3 separate regions of the Homo sapiens genome follow, and regions 2 and 3 are each linked to region 1. The links are chromatin loops, found by intact Hi-C in ENCODE. Cell type or tissue: ascending aorta. All regions are shown on one strand.

The links. A loop is a pair of places that touch in the nucleus more often than their neighbours do. Peaks named below come from ENCODE experiments on the same cell type or tissue, not always from the same donor. Only the 100,000 strongest peaks of a DNase experiment are listed, where the experiment ranks them.
Region 2: it touches region 1 in a loop (2.7-fold over the local background); 23 of 110 quality-filtered maps call a loop at or near these places.
Region 3: a loop joins it to region 1, with 3 times the contacts of the local background. A loop is called at or near these places in 4 of 110 quality-filtered maps.

Annotation. Positions count from the first base shown.
Region 1 is chr3:137,009,717-137,017,716 of GRCh38, reverse strand. IL20RB (interleukin 20 receptor subunit beta) reads right to left here. Exons shown (of 7, transcript NM_144717.4): 7 at 6,632-7,604. The coding sequence ends at 7,494. Among named protein-coding and RNA genes, the nearest start is that of IL20RB-AS1, 32 kb to the right of the region's middle. RefSeq lists a cis regulatory region at 2,927-3,939. In ascending aorta, a CTCF peak has its summit at 3,638 (motif pointing right); DNase peaks (open chromatin) are centred at 3,206 and 3,656; H3K4me3 peaks cover 1,285 bases; H3K27ac peaks cover 1,599 bases.
Region 2 is chr3:136,945,248-136,953,247 of GRCh38, reverse strand. It overlaps NCK1 (NCK adaptor protein 1), which reads right to left. Exons shown (of 4, transcript NM_001291999.2): 3 at 6,953-7,665; 4 at 1,642-4,989. The coding sequence ends at 4,795. IL20RB-AS1 (IL20RB antisense RNA 1) reads left to right here. Exons shown (of 4, transcript NR_183729.1): 4 at 6,917-7,262. Among named protein-coding and RNA genes, the nearest start is that of IL20RB, 8.7 kb to the left of the region's middle. In ascending aorta, a CTCF peak has its summit at 3,329 (motif pointing left); no DNase peak of the experiment used is centred here.
Region 3 is chr3:136,782,879-136,790,878 of GRCh38, reverse strand. No RefSeq gene overlaps it. Among named protein-coding and RNA genes, the nearest start is that of SLC35G2, 32 kb to the left of the region's middle. In ascending aorta, no CTCF peak of the experiment used is centred here; DNase peaks (open chromatin) are centred at 3,232 and 4,510; H3K4me3 peaks cover 1,518 bases; H3K27ac peaks cover 3,354 bases.

The DNA of each region.
Region 1 (8,000 bases):
GCAATCCCATTACTGGGTATATACCCAAAAGATTATAAATCATGCTGCTATAAAGACACATGTACACGTATGTTTACTGAGGCACTATTCACAATAGCAAAGACTTGGAACCAACCCAAATGTCCATCAATGATAGACTGGATTAAGAAAATGTGGCACATATACACCATGGAATACTATGCAGCCATGAAAAAGGATGAGTTCATGTCCTTTGTAGGGACATGGATGAAGCTGGAAACCATCATTCTCAGCAAGCTATCACAAGGACAAAAAACCAAACACCACATGTTCTCACTCATAGGTGGGAATTGAACAATGAGAACACTTGGACACAGAAGGAGAACATCACACTGGGGGCCTGTTGTGGGGTGGGGGAAGGGGGGAGGGATAGCTTTAGGAGATATACCTAATGTTAAATGACGAGTTACTGGGTGCAGCACATCAACATGGCACATGTATACATATGTAACAGACCTGCACGTTGTGCACATGTACCCTAGAACTTAAAGTATAATGAAAAAAAGAAAAAGAAAAAAAAATACATAAGCACCTGTAATCCCAGCTACTCTGGAGGCTGAGGCAGGAGAATTGCTTGAACCCAGGAGATGGAGGTTGCAGTGAGTCATGATGGTGCCACCACACTCCAGCCTGTGCAACAGAGAGAGACTCCATCTAAAAAAAAAACACATGAGCAGATATGTCCAATTATATCATGATTTATTTTTTATTGACAGAGAAGTGTATCAGATTATTTCACCTTTAAACCGTTCTCAGAAAGTTCAAGTGGAAACTTTTTTACAGAATCATACAATTTTCAGACTACATGGATTCCAATAAAACCAGTTTGTAAAATACACCAGTGTTTACAATTACAGCACACACTTATGCAATAGCTATTTAGTGTTGGTGAAGAAATCCAAATTCTTCCCAAATTTTATGATTTATTCTGAACTATATTATTTGAATTTAAAAGGTGAATTGACATATCACCTGTTTCAATTATCAAGTTTTTAATTCCTTTCTGAAGTTTTAAATAGCATTTAATTTAAAAATCCCAATTTTGGAATAAATGTTTTAGGTGACAAATGAGTTTTTAAATGAGTCATTAGCCAAAGAAAAGAGTGGGCCCCACTTTCTCATACCCTCTGCCACAATCAACACCATGCACATCTCTGGAAGCTGGGCTTTTTGTTTTTAAGCAACATGATGAGACCCACACCTCATGACCAAGTTTTTATCAGTTCTTTAACCTGAGCCTTGCCTTTGTCAACCCAAAGTTGCAACAGAGGGAGATGTTACTTAATGTTACTTGTATTTAAATTTCAGCTTCTATTTGCTGCCATCAGCTAAACTGAAACTCTTCATTTAAAACACAGGCGGTGGCTCACGCCTGCAATCCCAGCACTTTGGGAGGCCGAGGCGGGCAGATCACTTGAAGCCAGGAGTTCGAGACCAGCCTGGGCAACATTGGGAAACGTTGTCTCTACTAAAAATACAAAAACTAGCCAGGTGTGGTGGCAGGTGCCTGTAATCCCAGCTACTTGGGAGGCTGAGGCAGGAGAAACGCTTGAACCCGGGAGATGGAGGTTGCAGTGAGCTAAGATCACGCCACTGCACTCCAGCCTGGGTGACAGAGCAAGACCCCTGTCTAAAAACAAAAACAAAAACAAAAACACACAGTAAGCGTTCCACCTCACTGGCCCTCCATAATCTAGGCCTGATCTGGGGTGAGGCCAAGAAAAGGGGAAAACTATTCCATTTTGATCTATTTCCAATTGCAAGACTCAAAAGTTCAAGTGAGGCAGGGCGCAGTGGCTCATGCCTGTAATCCCAGCACTTTGGGAGGCTGAGGCAGGCGGATCACCTGAGGTCAGGAGTTCAAGACCAGCCTGGCCAACACGGCGAAACCCTGTCTCTACTAAAAATACAAAAATTAGCTGGGCATGGTGCCAGGTGCCTGTAATCCCAGCTACCCAGGAGGCTGAGACAGTAGAATCGCTTGAAGCGGGGAAGCGGAGGTTGCAGTGAGCCAAGATAGCACCACTGCACTCCAGCCTGGTTGACAGAGCAAGACTCCATCTCAAAAAAAAAAAAAAAAAGTTCAAGTGAGACAGTGAGCAGTTAATGTCAATGAAATGATTTCACCTGGGAAAGCTTGTCCTCGTGATTGATGCAGGTGGGATGACATCAGAGGGGCCTACTTTCTGGGCTGTGATCTCCTAGGGCCAGAAACTCAAGATGATGTTTTGTAGGCCTAATCTTATACTGAGGCAATTTCATAGAAGACTGGCTGGCATCTCCAGGAAATTTGGAGGCATGTGGCCACTTCCTAGAGGAGCTGTTTTAGGTACAGAGGCAAAATTTAGAAGTTACTGAGGTTTGTTCAGGCACTCATTTCTCCAAACGCCAGGATGGTTTTTTTGTTTGTTTGTTTGTTTGAGACGGAGTCTCGCTCTGTTGACCAGGCTGGAGTGCAATGGCGGGATCTCAGCTCACTGCAACCTCTGCCTCCCGGGTTCAAGGGATTCTCCTGCCTCAGTCTCCCGAGTAGCTGGGATTACAGGCGCCTGCCACTACATCCGGCTGATTTTTGTATTTTTAGTAGAGACGGGGTTTCACCATGTTAGTCAGGCTGGTCTCGAACTCCTGACCTAAGGTGATCCACCCGCCTCGGCCTCCCAAAGTGCTGGAATTACAGGCGTGAGCCACCGCGCCCGGCCACCAGGGTTTTTTTTGTTTTTGTTTTTTTGTTTTTGTGGGGTTGTTTTTTAACGTAGTTGTTGTTGTTGTTGTTTGTTTAATTTTCTCAGTGAGGTCCAGTGAAGGAACCAGGAACATGTACCTCCTCCACAATATGAGGATTTATACTTTTGCTCTTGGAGATGTTTGCAGGCACCTGAGAAGGCTCCTTGCTCAGTTCTTCCTCTAAGGTCCTCCTTAATGGGGTTTTACAACCTGATCTTGCAACCTCTCACTGGGGGAGACAAGAAAGGTCCGTGTTTTCCTTTTGTGAGCCTCATTCTCCCACCTCTGGCAAGGATACGTTTTTCCAGGTTTTGTTGTTGTTGCTGAAGAAACTGGGAGTCCCAGGAGCCAGAAGAGAAAGCTGTAATTTGGGGCCAACTCTAGTGTTCCAGTTCCAAACTTCACAGGCTGGGCAGCACGCTGGTTTAGCATGAGCAAGCAGCAGGCAGGCTCCTCCCTACTGATCTGTGCGGGGGCTGAGGAACACTCCTGGAAAGTCAGTCTAGTAAAGGGATCCTACAAATAGGTCACACAGAAGGAAAACAAAAAGACATCCAAAAAAAGTCTATTTCCGAGAGGTAGGGAATGGCAGCATGGTGGAAAGATCAACAGACAGGAGAGTGCGAGAGGCCAAGGTCCCAGAAAAGAGCGAGAGCCGTGGGTACAGCGTGAAGCCCCAAACCATGAGCTCGGGACAGATACAGACACAGAGCGAGGAGAAGGTGGCTGCTAAATTCTAACTCCACCAGTGACAGTGGAGGTTTGTTAAGGACCAAGCCCGTGGAAACTGTGTAACTGAGTTATTATTCTAGGAAACCGACCTGAGCTTTCCTTTCTTCATCCAGGAAGCCCAGGGAGTTTCATTGCGAGTGGGAACAGAAAACATTTTCAGCACTGACCACAAGGTGGCGCCAGACGCCCGTGGATGTAATGGGTCTTCCCCTCCTGGTGAGCTCCGAAGCTGGCCATGGGATCAAGTCCTCCAGATTGAAAGGAAACCAAGAGGTCTGCAGGCCCGGAAAGTTACTCTAGCCTAAGGATAATACACGGCACAAGGAAAATAATAAAAAACATCTTTACTAAAGAGACGGGGAGGGTTGGCCCAGAGACTAGACCGGCAGAGTCTACAATTCTTCTGTGAAGGGAACTTAAAAGACTTTTCCACCGAACCCCTTGACAGGACAGGGAGAGCCAAGTGGGGAAAGACTGGACGTTAAGGGGCGGAGAGGAGCCTTTAGAGGAGAAAAAATGCCTTCTGACTGATGGATTTACATTTACTGGTATTCCTCATTGACACGATAAACGAGTCGATAAGCCCAACACGATTGAATAACAAGTAGAAATGCATTCTATTAGATTCATCTTCTCTGAGAATGCATTATGGTAGCTTCGCTCTTCTTGGGTGTCATGGACTGATGACTTTTCAAATATATGGTATCAATTGTGCCAGCCAATATTCTCCTTCTGGTGCTTATATTGTCCCAACTTTGGCCAGGAGGAGCCCTGTATAGATTGTTCCTTGTGTAATTTTGAATGACCCTTATTTAATGCTTTGCTTTCTGTCTCAAAAAGGTATAGGTGTTTTAAGATTACCTTGTACCTTTCAACTCCAAACTGACATGGCATCCATTACTGCTCCAAGAAACTTTGGCTCCTTTGGGAGAAAACTAACACTAGAAACCAAAATCTTAGCATTAAGATGCATTGTGGAGGTGACATTTCTCCTGGGCCATTTCAGTGGAAAAAAGTCAAAATATTTTTAATGTCATGTTTCATAAAGACATGACTTCATATTAATATGTTTGATTCAGTTCCAACAGTGCCCTGTTCTTAGTCAAATTTGGGATCCTAAAATTAGCCTTCCTTGTCACTAATCCTAAAATCTAGATTCTTATCAAAATATACAAAATATATATTATTTACTTGCTTTATCTGATAAGATAATAGTTGCAAAAATACACTATCAATACAAAGGGATAAATACTCAATAAAGTTTTTGTTTTAGACTACATACACCTACGGATTTGTTGCCAAATTACTTTGTTCTAGAATCTCTCATAATATCTCACACCATGTGGCTATGCAGGGACTTATCTGACAGGTAGTTCTGGGTCCATTGTTTCCATCCACTTTCATTTTGAAGAGGCTGCAACCTGCCCCCAGCCCCCGTTTTCTGCTCTACTTTTTCATTTTACCGTGACTTACAAACTCCCAATATACTAAATAATTCACTGAATAATAATACTGTTATTGTGTTATTATTTCTCCCTTACCCCATTGGAATGTAAGCCTCATGGAGCAGGGATTTTATTCACTGGACCCTGGCAGTTGCACCCTAAAGGCAGGACTAAGAAAGCTGGGCTTGATTCTGGGGGCTCAGGGGACTCTACTGGGTTGGCCTGCAAGAGACAGTCTTCAGTGAAACAGCAGAAGCCACTCTAGGCTGCTCCCAAATACTTATCCCCCCACAACACACACACACAAGTACTTCCCCCAATTCCCACAGGACTCAATGAGAAACTGTGAAAACAAAGCAAGCCAGTAGTGCTGAGCCTGAGCCCCTGGACTCAGTGACTGGGCATCTGGAGGGTTGGAGCTTCTAGAAAAAGAATGTGGCAGGAAGCTGTGCCTTATGATGAGAGTGACCTGGCTCCTGGTTTGCCCAGAGGAGTCCCGATTTACAGCTGTGGTCCTGCCGTAATTACTAATCACATTCCTTTTCACTCATGTAAGTGTCCAGATGTAGGGATAAATGCATTGGAGGGGCAGGGAGGAGGCCTGGGGACTTGGGATAGAAGTGCTCCAGGGGAGAGGGAACAGCCAGCTGTAGAGGAGGCAGCCCCTCCACCAATGGGGGCTGGCAGGTCGGGTGCATGGCTGGGGCTCCATAAATGCACATTCAGGGCAAGGGGAGACAACAGAAGAATCAAGAGAAATCTCTGTGTACCTATAGATGCCAAAAAATGGATGGGCACTGGGAATAGTTGTGAGAGACTCAAGCAGATGGAGGTCAGGGTCCTTTCTCAGTTCTGCGCCTGGGCTGTGACAGAAGGATAGTGCCCCCCACCACCCCACCATAAGGGGGCAGGAAGAGAGAGGAGGGAGGGTGATGACTGGAATAGTAATATGGTCTTTGTTTTTGCAAACTGAAAGTGTGTTTCTAGTTTAGGTCAAATATAAAATTAGCACACACCCTCTAACGAACAACACAGAGAAGCATACAAAATAACACAAAGGAAAAGAAGGAACGGGTCTTGAGCGATCTCATGCTCCTGGAGAGACCCCTCCAGGTGGTGAAGGGCTGTGGGCCTCTGGGGAAACACCCAGTTGATGCAGTTAGACTGTCCCACCACTGGGCTGGCTGGAAAGGGCCCAGGAAGTGAGGGTGAAGATAAACCAACTTGGAGGCTCCAGAGCTTCGAGGGGGTTAGAAAGCAAGGCGCAGGCCCTGCCCATCAATCCCTTCACCCCTCAAGAAGTTTCCTCCCATCATTCCTTCTCTGTGGTTGGCTCTTTTCTTCACCTGGTGGGGCAAAGGGGTGGGTAGAAGCTTCCAGAGGTAGGTCCTAAATGAGCAGACTAAGAGGGGCTGGGGATACCCTGAGTAAGCTGTCAAGGAAAAGAGGGTTCCCCAGGGATTTCCTGTGGGGTGGGGCCAACAGGAAAGGCTTAGGAGCACCTAACCAGGCGAAGCTTATGCCAGCTGCCTCAGTTGGGGTTCTCATGCAGCCAGAGGCTGCCCCCAACCAGGCAGCCCTGGGCTCTGGACTTCTGGGGCTGCTCCTCCGCTGCTCCCATCCCCACCCCCACCCCCACCCCGAGTCCTCTTGACCAAAGGTATCCTTTGGAGCCTCTCTGGACTTGAGGTTGAAAATGTAACTAGAACTTTAAAGACCGCTTTTGGCCAGGGTGGCCCTTTTTATTTGCTGAATTCTGTACTTTACCAACAGAAAAAAGGAGCACAACAAACATGCACATGTTACTGACTTCTGCATTCTCGTCGCATTGCACACATACATTTCACCTGCTGTCTGCAGTGTGCACACACTGTCAACACTTTACAGTAGTTCATGGATCCTCCGTGTTCATGCACATCCCATTTTCAGTGTGGCTGTGACCTTCCTCCAGGTCACCTACTGTAGAGCTCGCTAAGCCATTCCCCTCTGCACCGGCATTGGGCTTGAAGTGAACTCAACACCATTGCTCCCATGATTCCTTTTCTCTCAAGGATTATTCTGGGAAAGTGGGCTCTCCAAGCCACCCAGTGTGTAGAGTCCTTGATCATTCTCATCATACATTTATGTCCTGCTCTCCAGAAACACTGAATCAGTCAGACTGTAGAGTGTCACCAGTTTCCCTCTAGCCTTGCAAGTGCTGGGTGTATTTATGTGTACGTGTGTATATATAGAGAGAGACTCTGTGTGTGTGTGTTTAGCAGGTGTGTAGGTAATTCCCCCATTACAGATGAGAAAACTTAGGACCGAAGGGATGAAGTCACTTTTCCCAGGGTTGCTCAGCCAGCAAGTGGCAGCCCCCAGTCTAGAGGTCACATCCCCTAAGCCTCAGTCAGTGTTCTGTTAGACAAACCACCCTGCCTCTGATGGTTGCTTCTAGACTTGTAGACAACAGGCTCTTCCTACTTCTCTCATCCCTTGTCCGTGGCGGAAAACAGAAACACAACTTGTCCCCTCATGGTTTCCATGTCATGCAGACCAGGTTCTCGGCTTCACCTGGGCCCTTCCGCAAACCTATGAGATCCAGGCCCTGAGGAGTTCCTCAGGAGACATCACAGCCGTGGCACAGGCATCCACCTCCTCCCTTCTGCAGCTGATTAACTTCTGGGGTGAATTGGTTATTTTCTGAAAAATAATTTTCATTAATATTCATTAGAGGATAGCAGTAGTAGTAATACTAAAGAATATTATTACATTTTTAACTATTTGATTAATTAATTTCCAAGCAGCAAAAACAAAAACCAAAAAACAATTTCAAGCCCTAGATCAGGGGCTTCCAACATTTGCTAAGAATATCTCCCAGTTCACTACCCTACAGTTCCCTTGAAGCCCTGCTTGGTCAGAGTTCCTCATTCTAAGACCCTGCCCCACAAAAACCCAGAATGTAATTCTGGTTCTTAAAAAAAAAATTAAAGGCAGGTGCAATGGCTCACACCTGCCTTGGGAGGCTGAAACAGGCAGATCGCTTGAGCCCAGGACTTAGAGACCAGCCTGGGCAACATAGCAAGGCTCCCTCTCCAC
Region 2 (8,000 bases), 64 kb after region 1:
GCTCAGCAATAAAATATTTGAGGTGAGTTGGTTGGATAAATTGATTACGAGTATCTCCAAAAGCTATTTAAACATAAAATCATATAGAGATGTAACAATTAAAAAAAATATTTGCATCTTGACATCATCATATGCCTTGATGAATTTGTTCTCTGTAACATCCCCCTTGCCTATTAAGTCTAGAAAACATCAAGTTTGACATTACTTCTCCTAGAGAAGCCATCCTTACTCAATGATTACTGTTTCCTTCAAAAGTACTCAAAAAATATCAATTTAATAACCATTCCTGTGTTTAGCCTAAAATAGACAACACTTAACAGTCTCATTCTGGAATTCACCTTTTTGTCTCAGTAATTTCATGAAGGCTATCTGAAAGATTTCTCCACAGTCTAAAGATATAAATTATCTGAGCACAGAAATTTATTTAAAGCAACTACCTTAGAAATCTACTTTTAACCCGCCAGGAAATATTCTCAAAGACACTAATTTAGAACACTTCCCTCTGTGAACAAGGTGGCTGATAGCTCAAACTCCTCCTCTGTTCAAAACCCCACCAAGCCTAACCTAGGTTCTACTCATTAAACATATCTCAGCAAACTATGTATGCTTTCAGATACAAGGTGCACCTCATTAGTAAACTAGAAATAAACATTTCAGTTCCTAAGTCATTTGGTTTAGGTCATGTTACAGCAAGAAATTAGGGTGTGGGGGCATGCATATCATGCTGGTCTGTCAAGTGTTTAAAAGATAGCAGAGAATTGAGTCACAAAAACTTGCTAAACACTAACAGAACCAGCCTATCAGAATCGAGTAGCAAGCCAATGCTTCTAATAATGTGTTTCTCCAGAAACAGTAATTTGGCATTCTTTAAAAAACAGTAGTGTTCAAAACATAAGATAGCATCTATACTATATCAAAAGTCCTTTAAGAAAAAAAGTGACCTTGATTGTGAAGCCATTTGGAAAGTTAAAAGTTCTATATAAATGCAAGATTATAAAGGACCCCTTATCTTCTAGCAAAGTATTAAAATGGAAAACTTAGGGAGTACTGTAATGCCACACTCCTCATTTCTTGATTTGGACAATGTAACTGAGTGTTTCTGAAAAAAATGGTAATTTCCAGATTCCAAACCCAAAACTTTCCATGTTATAGGAAAAACAGGGAGAGTAAACTGCATCTGGAGATCTCAACTAGGGGGATAAGGGTTGGGAGTGTGAAAGTTAATTATACAAATTGGGTAATTATTGTCATACCCAACCAAATCAGATTCAATGCATTAAGGGGAAAAAGTACATGAAGGACATAGCAGCTGCTCCAAGAACTCAGTTTTCCACAAGCCCAGCTACTTAAACAGACTACTGTAAACCCTAAGACCAGTTTTACCTAGTAGCTGCTGAAATGACCTGCTGTGACTCTAAGACTGGTTTTACCTATCACTGTCACACACCAATCAGAGCTTGCCACCTCCCAAAAACTTATCTAGAACCAATGAGTTTTCTTTCAAAACATACGTAACATTTCTCTTTATAATAAAACTCCCCATCTTCTCTGTTCTTTAGACATACCAAAAACTACTGTCTGTGTATATGCCCTGAATTACAATTCTTGCTTCCCAAATAAAACGTTTCAGAGATTCGTCTCTATATTTTGACTTGAAAGAAGACTTTATTATACTGTTTGAATTTTTTCACCATGTGCACTGGTAAAGATAAGAGGACCATCCATATTAGATTCCAGCTCATTGTTGACTTGTGGGAATTCAACTCATGTTATTAGCTTCTCATTTTTAAAGGGAAACAAGAAGTCTGAATTTTATGTGAAACTCCCTGATTTTTAAATGTTGGCAATTAATTTTTTAAAGCACTGTGTGGGTTGAACAACATTTCTGTATAAGGCCACTGTGTTTAGATGTACCCTGAAGAAGGTACCCCAGCAACAAGGTGGGAGTGAAATTCAAACTTCTAGAGAAGGGCTGGGCCTGCCTAGAGAATTCTCACAAACGTGCTACAGAGACTGTGACAACTCTGCTTCTATGCAACCTCTGGATTATATGGTAGGACATTACAGCTGGAGATAATTTAAGTGCCATATTCTGCAAGAATGACCTTATTCTAACAACCCAAGTTGCCCATCTGCTAGGCCTATTTATTCTTCTAGCAATGGCAATAGATTGCATGAAGCCTATTTTGTTTAGCAGTATTATTTGTCACTAATAGTGCAAGGTGCATGTGTTAACTGTATAGTGATATATGTGTAATATACATGTGTGAATATATATTCAGCTGAATCCTAAGGTTTTATGACTAAATAAGGGACACAATGGCATTTGTTTTTGTCACAAAGCTTATATCATGTTCTAAAAAACCTTCTAAGATTTTGGGGAAGTTATTTGTAGAAGTGAGTTAGGCAGGGTTCCATCTGACACATGTATTTAAATTTGAAACTAAGCATTCTCCTCATGTGGAAGAAAACTTCTGTAATATTGCCCTTCCCAGGACTCTCCTCCTAGTCTAAAACCAAGCATACACAGAGTAGTGTGTCACGATACAGACACCAGGCTGGGAATAAGGAAACTTGGTTTCTTATACAAGTATTGTTACTATCTAGCTATGTAGAGTTTTCCAGGGTTGTTTCAGTTCTTAAAGTTACTTCAAGTATTATAAAAACAGTCACTGGTATAAGCATTGGATTAAGACTTTTTAAAAATTGGTAAAATATTTAAGTACAAAATAAGTAGCTTCCAGCGAGGTTTTTATACCATAGTAAGAGCACACAATAGATATTACTAGCACACATGGGTTATCTGGGAGCGCTATAGCTACAATAAACCTAATTATGGAACAGAAATTTGCATTCTGTTTCCAGTGCTACTACACTCCTACTTTCTCAAAAGTCTGCTCTATTAATATCAGCTCAGTGCAGTTTACTATGAATAGTTTATGTCTGTGATGCAAAGCATTAATTGTTCTCTTTTTACAAACATACATTTTTTTCATAAGGAAGACTGGGGGAAAACCCAGAAACATACAGAGAAAAGGAAAGCATCATCAAATATATGTTAAAAATTAAGATGATGTTTACTACTAGTCATCCTACAACAATTTAAAGTTTTCCTCAATTTATATTCATTTGATTTTACAGCAAAGATAAGCATACATGATTTTTATTTCCATTAAAAACTTAACTACTAATAATTACCCTCAACAAAGGAGTACTGAGTTAGAAAAATAATAGAATATGAACTAAAATGTTTTAAAAGCAGATGTAATAGAGATGAAAATTTGTCTTAATTATATTTGGTCACTTCTGTTGCTTAGTGGGAGAAGCCATGGCTGCCACCCAGTGGCAACATAAGTCTTTAAATGATTTTAAGATTTAAATAATATTTAAAACATTGATAAAAAAAATTCACAAGTTACACAACTTCAATTTTACCATCAGTAATTCTGGCGTATTAGATATCTATTTATAACAGCAAAGAATTAAAACATCCATATGCTTAGGCAGCATTAGGGAATTTGTTGAAAGTATCATACGACATCCTACTCAGTTATGTGGCTTTAGTATTTTTCAATTAAAATACTGATGGCTACTTTACTTAAATTTAAATCTCCAGAATAATAGGGGGACAAATTATGACCATAAAATACAACTGGTTTTCTTCTATAGCCTACAGAAGCAGATTGGCCTCTTATCCATACACCCAAATTCCTACTTGGTTAAAAAACAAATTAAAAAATTAAAAATAATATAATTTTCCCTAACCATGAGCACATTCTATTTTTTCCTCAGGTATACATCAGTTTTAGTGTCCCAATCAACAAAACTTAAAGCTGAAAAGAGGAAATGAAAATAGGTAATACCATTCCTGACAATTACTGATATTTAGTGAGGAGAAAAAAACAAGTATCTCACTGCTTCCTGTTTTTGCAAAACTTGGCCATAACTTATTTCCCACTGGCATAAATATAACATGTCCTAATACAAGATGCTCTAGAGGTAAAATAATACAAGTGGGATTAAAAAAATAAATAACACTAGAGCATCTATTTACAGTTTGAAAAGCTAAATATCTCAGAGACTGTTTTGTTTTCTTGAATAACCAGATGAGGGAGAAGCACTGGAAAAAAATTAAGTGATTTTTATTTCCAACAGTTGTAAATTAAAATTGTACAACATGTTTTCTAATCTATGTCTCATGTGTCTTGCTGTATGACTGAAGACAATGAATGTATTTTTAAAAATTATGGCAGACACAATATACTTGGTATTTACAATGGCCTGTGACAAATATAATACCTGGAAATAATTTCTAATTTTCCACTTATTATTGCTATTTAGTCACAGAAAAGATTAACACTCTCCAAGAAATTTTAGCATATGTCATATATAGATATAATAATTTTATATAATGAAAAACCATAACAGAACAGGGTGCCTTTACAAGGAAACAAAGGAAAGGCAATAAAGGATTTCTTCCATATAAAGATTCTGATATGCATTATTTGATTTTTGTTTACAAAATACAAAACTGTAATATTAGAAGCAAAGGGAAAACAGCAAAGAAAAAAACAATAAAACAGAAGGCCAAGGATAAGGAACTGTTCTATGCAGATGCACTGCATACATAGTATATATGTATGGGCTGAGTTATAATAAAAATACTTATTGTCAATTCTCATATAGATTTAGAAACAACAATTTCCAATCAAGCACGACTGGACCCAACATTTTCTCAGTCTTCAATTACATGACAAATTACAGCTACACAGCAGTCACTTCTGGTCAGCAGTATCATGATAAATGCTTGACAAGATATAATTTTTCTCCTTGTTCACTTGTAAAAATTGGTGCCTTTTTGTAATGTTCTACAAGTTCTTCCATGGTGCTGAATTTACGCTGCCCAATGCAGTAGACAGTCTCTTTTAGTTGGACTTTAAAATGCTTGTTTTTCCCTTGTGCTTTTAGTGATACTGAGAAATCATTTGGCTAAAAGAGAAAAAAAAGATACATATAGTAAACATTTTGAAAGCCCTCTATCAGTATTTTTATATTAAACTAAAAGCTAAAATCTAAGCACTTACTAAGTCCTAGGCACCATGGTAAATTATTTACATAGATTATCTCCTTTACTCTTCAAAACAAACCCTTTTTACACATGTGAAAACTGAGTCTCAAAGAAGCTATTAATAACTTGGCCAATATCATCCATCTAGTTAACAACAGAGCCAGGATTCAAACCTGCATAATCAAAAGTCTCTTAACACCCACGGCTCCAACAGCAGACACCCACAGCAAATCCTTTAGTTAAATATTTGAAGAACAAGAGCTATCTTCTCTCCAGTCAGAGAAACACATGAGAAAGTCTAAGATACCCACCCAACCCCTTTTCAATGTGTAGCTAACAGTAGCTGTCTTAGAGATAACATGCTGAATTCCCAAAAATGAAGAATACACAAATGAGAATTAATCTAAACTTTAAGGAGAGGCTACAAACTCAAATGCCTACAAGAGCCAAAAGAATAATGTAAATAAGTGTCAGAGTGGAAAGGTAGATGGGCAGAGGAAATGACAGTGTATCACCAATCTAAACAAGTGGTGACTTCTCAGCTGTGATTGTTGCCTTGCAGGAACCGGGTCTCAATGTTGGTAGTTCTTCCAATTTTAAATGGTCTAAAGTCTGAATTTTTATAATAAATATCCTAATATTTAAATATCGGCAATGAATTTAAATGTTTAAAAAACACTGTGAAGGCTAAACAAAATATGCCTACTTGAGACCTCTAACCTTAAAAAGTATACTGCTAAAAATAATGGTATATATTGCATTTTGTCTAATATCTACACTCAATTACCCACAAGAAAATACATACAATTCTGCATTCAAGCTATCTTCTTTTTAATTAGTTTTGTTGTTGTTGTTACAGTCTATATCAACCCCCAAAGCCTCTTTTTCTACAGTTACTCCCAAAGTTTCAAACAGTGAGCCAGATCAGGCAACTAACAGAAAATGGATGTCATCACTCTTCCCTACTGCCAACCAACTGCTTTTCTGAGGGATTAGGCACAGGCCCCATTTTCCTGAACTTCACATCAGGAAGTTCAATTAATCTCTCTCCCCACCACACCCCACTTCCACACATTTTCTTTCAAAATTTTGTGCAATTACACATTCCCTTTTGTACAAATATACTCACGCAAAGCCAAGATTAACCATGATTTAATAAATGGAAAAGTAGTGATATCTTTCATCAAGGAAAAAGAAAGGCCATTTTTAAGGAAAATGAGTGTCATCAAATTCTAATATCCTAAGCAGTATCTAAAAGAGACCATGAAACCATATTATTTTTCAACTTTTATGGTTTTATAGTTTTATTGTTTACTAGTATTGCAATATAATTTATCTTTTATTGCAAATGCATTTCAAACACTGCTAAAATAGGTTTTTTGAGGTTATAATAAAAGTGCATTCCAATTTCCAAGTAACCAATTTATGAAGAAACTTAATATCAATTTTTTAAATTCAGGGATTTCCTATGTCATAAGGACTACAGTGACTACCTTCTTACACATTGCATCCAATAGCAATTTTTTAAATGTTTCCCAGTTTAATCTATAGTATTATTCTACTCTCAATGAAGAGGCCAGTGTTCCATTTTCTCCATTTAGTTTAATGCAACAGAAACAGAAAATATATCAGGAATGCAAAATCAACAGAACTAGACAAGACGAAATAATTCAGTGTGTAGCAACACTGCCACAGCTCTCTTTTATTCAAAATAGATAGCTAGAAAGAATGCGGACTTTAGCTTTGGAACATTTATGCTTATGTTACGTCCCAGCTTGTTACCTGGTTAACTTTAGGGAAGCCACTTAACCTCTCCATTTCTCTCTCTCTTTTTTTTAAAATACCCAGAGCTCTATTTGTATTTACCTCCGAAAATCAACTTACCGAAGATTCACTATCACGAATGAGGAAATCCCCTTCATGTCCTCTTTCATTTAATGCCATTTCTGCTTGATGCCTGGTGACTTTGCCATAATACCAAGGATTGCCAGCAAACTTTCCAGTGAGTGAAGGCCTAATGTAATCACACTGTGGAGGTGATGGTTCCAAACCTGAAGTTAATGGATTATTCTGCATAACGGTAACATAGTTTTTTGGTACTAGACCAACCATACCATTGATCTTCCTGCATTTCCACCACTCTGGGTCATTTTCAGGTTTTTCAATAACATCCATTACATCTCCTTTCTCGAAATTAAGTTCTTCATCATTAGATGAGCTGAATGGGTAAAGAGCCTGTACCACATGCAACACTTGCCCAGTATTTAGGTTATTGACGACTGCTGCTAATTTCTCTGACAGAGAACCCACATGGTCACCCAAAGGACTGTCACCTTCTTCAGTTACATAGTTTGAAGGGAACCATCCAACTTGTCCATTGTAGCTACCACGCCACCACCCATCACTGCATTTCTCCATGACGATCACCTTTGTCCCCTTTATCAATGATAATTCATCCTCTCTCTCAGCCATGTAGTTAAATTTCACATAAGCGGGCATGTTGAGGTCATAGAGACGTTCCCCTGGGTCAACAAAACTATCATCAGCAGGAGATGCAGAATCTGGCACACTAGGTTTTCTTTTCACTTTTCCAATGCCTGTTGAAATTAAAAAGGGCCATGAGAGGAGAATATAAAAAAATGATTACCAAAAGAATGAACTTATTCATTATTAAAAAGAGATCTTCAACTCTATATAGATCTTTAAAGCTTTTAAATATAACAAATTTCTATGTAGTTAAAAATCATCTTTTTGGAAATAAGATGCAAATTTTCTTTTTCTTAACCAAATAAATATTTAATTTGTTATTATATGACAGTTCACCATCTTTTCTCTTGTCAAAGGCCCTGAAATAACTATATAACATAATTATAAAGTTGTCCTAAATTAATGAATTCCCTCTTAAATGTAAATATAGATTTCTTTCATAGCT
Region 3 (8,000 bases), 230 kb after region 1:
TAGTGATAGGGGAGGGGAAGGGGAAAAGATATTGCAGAGTGGGTGATATTAGAACTGACTCAGGAAAATAACCAGAAAATGGCACTACTCTTTAATTCTTCATTCCATTTATATATCATTTTGGTGGAATTGTTTCAACCTACTGTGAGCAAAACCATGTAGAACTGTTTTAAAAGCTCATTCTATTCGATACCTGTTGTATTTGAGATGTTTTATAGAGGAAACACAGAGCCCATTTCTTTTTTCTTTTTCTTTTTGCTATCTTCTTCTTTTTCTTTCTTTTCTTTCTTTTTCTTTTTCTTTTTTTCTTTTTTCTTTTTCATCTTGGCCAGGATCTGACCTCATGATCCACCCGCCTTGGCCTCCCAAAGTGCTGAGATTATAGGCATGAGCCACTGCTCCCAGCCACAGAGCCCATTTATGAAGAGACATAGAAGGTGGATTTTATAGGGGGTGTCCTGTGGCAGTGGCAGGTGGGCACACAGTCTGTGCTATCTCCATGGTTTCCAGTTCCCATGCTCTCTTGGTTCCTCCTTCTTGGCAAGAACTTCCAGCTGATGCTTCCCCTCTTCAGCCTTTCAGCCTGTAAATGACTGGATCCTTGGAGGCAGGCACCTCTGGACTATCTAGTCAATGTCCCAAAAGGGCAGAAGCACATCTTGGCAGAGGAATTCCACATCTCCAGATGTAGTACATCTATCAGGAGGCAGATGAGTAACAGGGAAAACTACTCATTGGATCATGGTCACCATCGGGAGATGTGCTGTGGAAGACTTAGTGCTCAAAGGCTTTGTTCAGACCTAGCCACAAGGGGATGGCTTGGGAGGCCTGAAGTTCAGCTTCAAGCAGCCTCAGTAATGGACAGTACCTGGGCCCTGGAGAGGTGAGTAAGGTAAGAAAAACTTTGACCTTTGACTGCAGAGGGAGCACATCCAACTGCCTACAGGGACAAGACAACAGTGAAGTAGGCTGGGGGAGATTGTGGCACCCTGGGGAATTTGTGCCTCATCTAGAAGGGATAGATTCTACTCAGTTCCAGCAAAGGTCACGTGGGAACACAAAGCCAAGGAATGGAGAGCTGACAACTTTTCAAGAGAAGGCAGAAATTCAGATTTTTATGAGTCATCTCCTGATTTTTTGGATGTTGGGAATTAATTCAAAGTTTGTTTTGTTTTGTTTTGTTTTGTTTTGTTTTGTTCTGTTTTGTGACAGAATCTCACTCTGTCGCCCAGGCTGGAGTGCAGTGGTGCAATCTCGGCTCACTGCAACCTCCGCCTCCCAGGTTCAAGCGATTCTCCTGCCTCAGCTCCCGAGTAGCTGGGACTACAGACGCATGCCACCACACCCAGCTAATTTTTTTTTTTTTTGTATTTTTATTAGAGATGGGGTGTCACCGTGTTAGCCAGGATGGTCTCGATCTCCTGACCTTGTGATGTGCCCGCCTTGGCCTCCCAAAGTGCTGGGATCACAGGCGTGACAAAATTTTAAGATGTTGAGCAAGCCAAACAAAGTTCTCCTGTGGTTGGATTTGGCCTTGCAGCTATAAATTTGCAACCTCTACTCTAAAACTTGAGCATTAATCTCTGAATTTCAATCATCTAGTACTAGAACAGGAAAAAGGGTGAGGCTACTAAGAAGCTGGAAACAGGCAAAAAGGTTTATAGGATCTGAGGGGTCATTAGTCCAATTTCTAATTGCATAGATAGGCAATCGGAGGCTTGGAGAGAAGAAATGCCCAAGGGCACACAGTTCCAGGCAACAGTAGCACTTGCAGTAAGAACAAGGAGACTCAGCTTACGGTGGCTCATGCCTGTAATCCCAGCCCTCTGGGAGGCCGAGGCAGGCAGATGGCCGAGGTCAGGAGTTTGAGACCAACCTGGCCAACATGGTGAAACTCCGTCTCTACTAAAAATACAAAAATTAACTGGGCATGGTGGCAGGTGCCTGTAATCCCAGCTACTCAGAAGGCTGAGGCAGGAGAATCGCTTGAACCCAGGAGGCTGAGATTGCAGTGAGCAGAGATCACGCCATCGCACTCTAGCCTGGGCAACAAAAGTGAGACTTCATCTCAAAGAAAAAAAAAGAATAAGGATACTCAGGCCAGGCATGGTGGCTCATGCCTGTAATCCCAACACTTTGGGAGACCGAGGTGGGAGGATCACTTGAGGCCAGGAGTTCAAGACCAGCCTAGGCAATATAGCAAGACTCTGTCTCCTCAAAACATTTAAAATAAAAGAGGCTCAAGCGGGCCTGACTGGCATTTGGTCTTCTTGCCTCAGTTCCCTCCTTTGTTTATTTGTTTCCATTCTCTAGTTTGTGGCTATGATTGGTACATATGTCCCCTACTGAACTTTGGATTATTCCTATTGGACCCCTGGGAGCTGTCCTGGCCTTCATCTGGAGTCTCTGCCCCAACCTCTTAGCCTGGAGCTGGTGCTGTTTCTGAGTCTGCTGGCACTGACCCCCTTGGGCTCCTCGCATGGGCCTGTCTGAGCTCCACATTGTGCTGAGTATGATACATACCTAGTATGGGACAAAAATAATGCTTGATCTCAGTGTGCCATAGTCCTGTGTTCCATCCAGTAAACACACTGCTTCCTAGGATTAATGTCTCCCTGCAGAAAGGAAAAGCAAGTTGGAATGTCATTTTGTGTGTGTGAACTGTAAAATGAGTTTGAGTACATTTCAAATTTGCTCTTTCTTGCCCTTTTTTTGCCATCTAATAGTCATGGCCAACTCATCCATTAGGTACAGCTAGCACAGTATCTAGGGACCGAGATACTTTTAAGGGCCTGCAGAATGTTTTAATTTTAATTTCTTTTAAAATCAGAATAAATAAAAATAAATAAATAATAATAAACATATAAAAAGAATCCAGTGTACTTAAAGCCACTGAACTGTATGGTTAAAAATGGTTAAAATGGGAAATGTTATGTATATTTTACCACAATAAAAAAAAAGAAACCAGCATGGATTATATTCATCTTTATACCAATGCAGTTATAAAATATAATTTTTAATATTTATTATGGAGGGAAGGGCCCACAGATTCAAAACTGCCCAAAGCTCATGAATGTTATCATTTGGCCCTGTTAGTAGTTGGTTAATTCATATCAAGGAGAAGTTTTGTATTTATGGACCAAATCATATGGACTGCACTTCTCTCACTTCTTCGTGGCCTAACCAGGAAGGTTACACAGCATGACCCAGATTCCTACCACGTGCCACCTGGTGACAGCTACACAGACTGTTCAGGGGAGATGCTGAGTACAGTGGTTCTGAGAGACTTGTTAGTTTTGGTCTCTGCACAGCAGGTCCTGCCTTATTTAGCACAGTGAAGCTAGACACTCTGAGGTAGTCAATTTTACTCCAAAGGGCATTTCTCATGCTTCTCTTTATTAACAAATCTCTCTCTCTTTGGACTACCAAAACAGTCTTCTGGCAGATCTCCCTGACTTGGCTTTTCTCCTACCCAAACCAGAATTATCTTTGCAAACATATATCTCCCTGGAATAAAGTTATTTAATGACTTCCAACATTTTCATTATTTCAGAAAGCTTGATAGAAATCCCGCTTTAACTCATGAGAGTGCTTTTAAAAGTAACTAAAAAACTGCTTTAGTTTGTGCTAGAATTATACCAGCATGGTTACTACAATTAATAAATTTTGAGGACACAAATTAATTATTTTCCAGACGCATAGTTTGTGTTGCAATGAGGTCTTACACCCATGGATCCTTGGGAGAAAGATCATGAATGGATCCTTGGAAGTGAAAAAGTATGGAGATCCCTAGAAATGTCTCAGCTGTCTGCCTGACCATTCTGGGAGGACAGTATCACTCTGGTCAAAGAGAAATTACTGACTAGCTGACTATGGTACAGAAGGTGGGGGAAGATGAAGAAACATCACATTAAAATTCAGTGCAAAGTGAAAGCTTGTCTTGAGCAAGGGTGAATGACTCAGCAAGAAATTGTTTACAGGATTTTAGTTTCTGCTCTCTGCAATTCTTATATTAAATAAAAAGCGGATTTTCATTATCTACTTGAAGTAATTCCATTACTCACCAGATAACAAATAAGCAACAAACACACTTCCTAGGATATTTTTTTAATCCTAAAGTGAAAGCAGTGCTTAGAATCACAAATGCTTGGCATGTATGGTCATTAACAAAAATTTGGTCTTTGGCAGAGTGAAAGCTTTGGTTTTTAAGTTCAGTTCCGCTTGTTTATCGTTGTAGTGCATAGTTATCATTCCACATTCCTACATTCAATCCCCTTTCTTCTGGTAACAGTCATACACACACACACACACACACACACACACACACACACACTCTTTCACACGCACAAATTTTCTTGGGAAAAAAATATTTTTTTTCCACATTTGGAATATCCTTCAAGACTCCCATAGGCTTTGGAGGGCACCAAGTCCTGTGCTCTCTGCTACTACTCCTTTGAATATCAGAGTGATCACATGTTCCATTCAAAACAAAATCGGGCAGGGCGCAGTGGCTCACTCCTGTAATTCCCAGCACTTCGGGAGGCTGAGGCAGGCAGATCACTTGAGGTCAGGCATTCGAGACCAGTCTGGCCAACACAGTGAAATCCCATCTCTTTTTTTGTATCTAAAAAACTACAAAAATTAGCCAGGTGTGGTGGCATGCGTCTGTAGTCCCAGTTATTCAGGAGGCTGAGACAAGAGAATTGCTTGAACCTGGGAGGCAGAGGTTGCAGTGAGCCAAGATCGTGCCACTGCTCTCCAGCCTGGGCAACAGAGTAAAACTCTGTCACACACACACACAAAAATAAATAAATAAAATAAAATAAGTTTATCATGACTGTAATCCCAGCACATTGGGAAGCACAGGCAGGCAGATCACTTGAGGTCAGAAGTTTGAGACCAACCTGGCCAACATGGTGAAACCCCATCTCCACTAAAAATACAAAAATTTGCTTGGCATGGTGGCGGGCACCTGTAATCCCAGCTACTAACTAGGGAGGCTAAGGCAGGAGAATCACTGCCTTAGATGGAGGTTGAGGTTGCAGTGAGCCAAGATCATGCCACTACACTTCAGCCTGGGTAACAGAATGAGACTCCATCTCAAAAAAGAAAAAGAAAAAAAGAAAAAAGAAATTGAGACAGGATGACAGGATGAGGGCCAGCTTCTGTGCTGACCTATCAGCTCTGCCTCTTGGCCACATACATGCAAGCTGAGAGCAGCCGTTTTGGCTGCACGTCGTAAATTCAGGCTGGGCTGCACTCACTCAGGTCCCTTGTTGGCACTATATTTCTTCCATTTCAAGGATTCAAACACACACACACTCAGTCCATTCTTTCCTTGATTTATTTTCGTAATACAAGTAAATGAATTATTTTGAATATTGGGGTTATAGTACTAAACAAACCAAAGTCCTCCATGAAACATTCAGTAATTCAGGTTTATGAGGTGTAGATGGGCATATTACCTGGTTTGTCCCTAAGAAACACTTAGCCACTCCTTCAATGACTGGTTCAGAAATGTGTCTTGGATGAAGTTCCCTAGAAGCAGAGCCTGAGGCAAGGATTCAGATGTAAGAAAGGCAGGGAATGCTCTTAGAGAAACCTGTAAGGGAGCAAGATAGAGAAGGAGAAGGAGCCAAGTAACGACCTGATGTCAGGTAAAATCTAGTCTTGGTCTGGTTTTGTGTGTGGAGAGGGAAGCTTGCCTCTGGAACACAAATTACACTACAGAGTTGTTTCTGCCTTGAAGCAAGGAGGTTAGCCTGTTAAGAAACTCCATATCTATTAGTTATTAGTCTATATATTGAGACAGTGTAACTTCCCCGGCATCCCTAGGCTAGGAGGCTTTTGACAACCTAAAACACCTCTCATAAACCAAGGTCACAGGTTTAAACTGCTGGCCACAGCCTCAAAATAGCTGCAGGGAGTGGGGGAAAGGGTAAAGAATGGAAGGGGTGCACCAGCTGATAAAAGGGATCTGAGTGGAGTGCCAAAACATCCACTACTGCATGTGTCCCAACCAAGTTAATCTTAGACAATGAGATTTAATTCTGCAACTTCTTCTGGAACCATGAGGGAAAATAATCTTTCCTTTTGCTCACCGTGAAATTAGTACAATGCCTGCCTGCAGCTGCTTGAGCCCGTTTTGGGAACAGCCAACTGAGAAGAAAAGAAGAGTAATATAGAGAGGCAGAGTCCCGGTGACGGTGACTCTAATTAGTGTTCTTTTCTCTGCATACCAGTTTGTTCTGCACCTCAATATGTCCAATTCCCTTTAGAATCCATCAGTTTGGCCGGGCGCGGCGGCTCACGCCTGTAATCCCAGCACTTTGGGAGGCCGAGGTGGGTGGATCACGAGGTCAGGAGATCGAGACCATCCTGGCTAACACGGTGAAACCCCGTCTCTACTAAAAATACAAAAAATTAGCCGGGCGAGGTGGCGGGCGCCTGTAGTCCCAGCTACTCAGCAGGCTGAGGCAGGAGAATGGCGTGAACCCAGGAGGTGAAGCTTGCAGTGAGCCGAGATCGCACCACTGCACTCCAGCCTGGGCAACAGAGCGAGACTCCGTCTCAAAAAAAAAAAAAAAGAACCCATCAGTTTAACCCAGCTGGGCCTGAACTCAGTAGTCATGGAGTCCAATTCTCTTGCTTTGGAGGAGAGATTGAGATTAAGGTAACAGAAGATCCGGGATTAGAATCCAAACCTCGTGTTGACTTGTGAGTCAAGCCGAAGGCATGTTCCAGGGCATCAGGGTGCCCTAGCTCTTGGAGGGAACTTAAATTCTTTTGCCAAGGAAGCAGTATTTATTTTATAAGGTCAGCCACACTATAAAAGAAACACAAACAGAAATCTCGCCTGGTGATTGTCCAATGCATCGCAGTTAATGGAGCATTTTCACATCTGGGATGTCCTTCAAGACTCCTATCAACTTTGGAAGCACTAAGTCCTGTGCCCTCTGCTACTTCTCCTTGGGATGCCAGAGTGATCACATGTTCCATTCAAAACAGAATTAGGACAGGATGAGGGCCAGCTTCTGTGCTGACCTCCCAGCTCTGCCTCCTGGCCACATGCAACTTGAGATCAGCCCTTTTCAGAGGCTGCAGCTGCTGCTGCACGTGATGAGTGCAGGTTAGGCTGCATTCACTCAGGGCCCTTGTTGGCACTTGTATTTCTTTCATTTCAAAAAGCCAGCAGGCTAGGGGCCAGAGAAGATCCCATCAAGAAATGTGAAACATATGCCTCACTGCTCCTTTGCTGCCATCAAGACCAAATAATTAACCATCAGTGAATTTCTTTTTCTTTCCTTTTTTTTTTTGAAACAGAGTCGTCTTGCTCTGTTACCCAGGCTGGAGTGCAGTGGTGCGATCTCGGCTCACTGCAACCTCTGCCTCCTGAGTTCAACCGATTCTCGTGCCTCAGCCTCCCGAGTAGCTGGGACTACAGGCATGCACCATCATGCCTGGCTAATTTTTTTGTATTTTTATTAGAGATGGGGTTTCGCCATGTTGCCCAGGCTAGTCACTCAAACTCCTAAGCTCAAGCAATCTACCTGCCTCAGCCTCCTATAGTGCTGGGATTACAGGTGCGAGCCACCACACCCAGCTATCAGTGAATTTCAAGAAGTGGACAAGCATAGTGCCAGAATCAAAGGTAGAAGGGAAACAATCAATTATTTATTTATTTATTTTTGACACAGGGTCTTGCTCTGTCTCCCAGGCTGGAGTGTAGTGGTGTCATCATAGCTCACTGCAGCCTTGAACTCGGGGGCTCAAGAGATCCTTCCACTTCAGCCTCCAGAGTAGCTGGGACTACAGGGTTGCACCAACATGTCTGGCTAATTTTCTAATTTTTTGTAGAGACATGGTCTCACTGTGTTGCCCAGGCTGGTCTTGAACTCCTGGCCTCAATCAATCCTCCTGCCTTGACCACGCAAAGCACTAGGATTACAGGCATGAGCCACTGTGCCTGTCCAGAAACAACCAATTTTTTTTTTTTAATT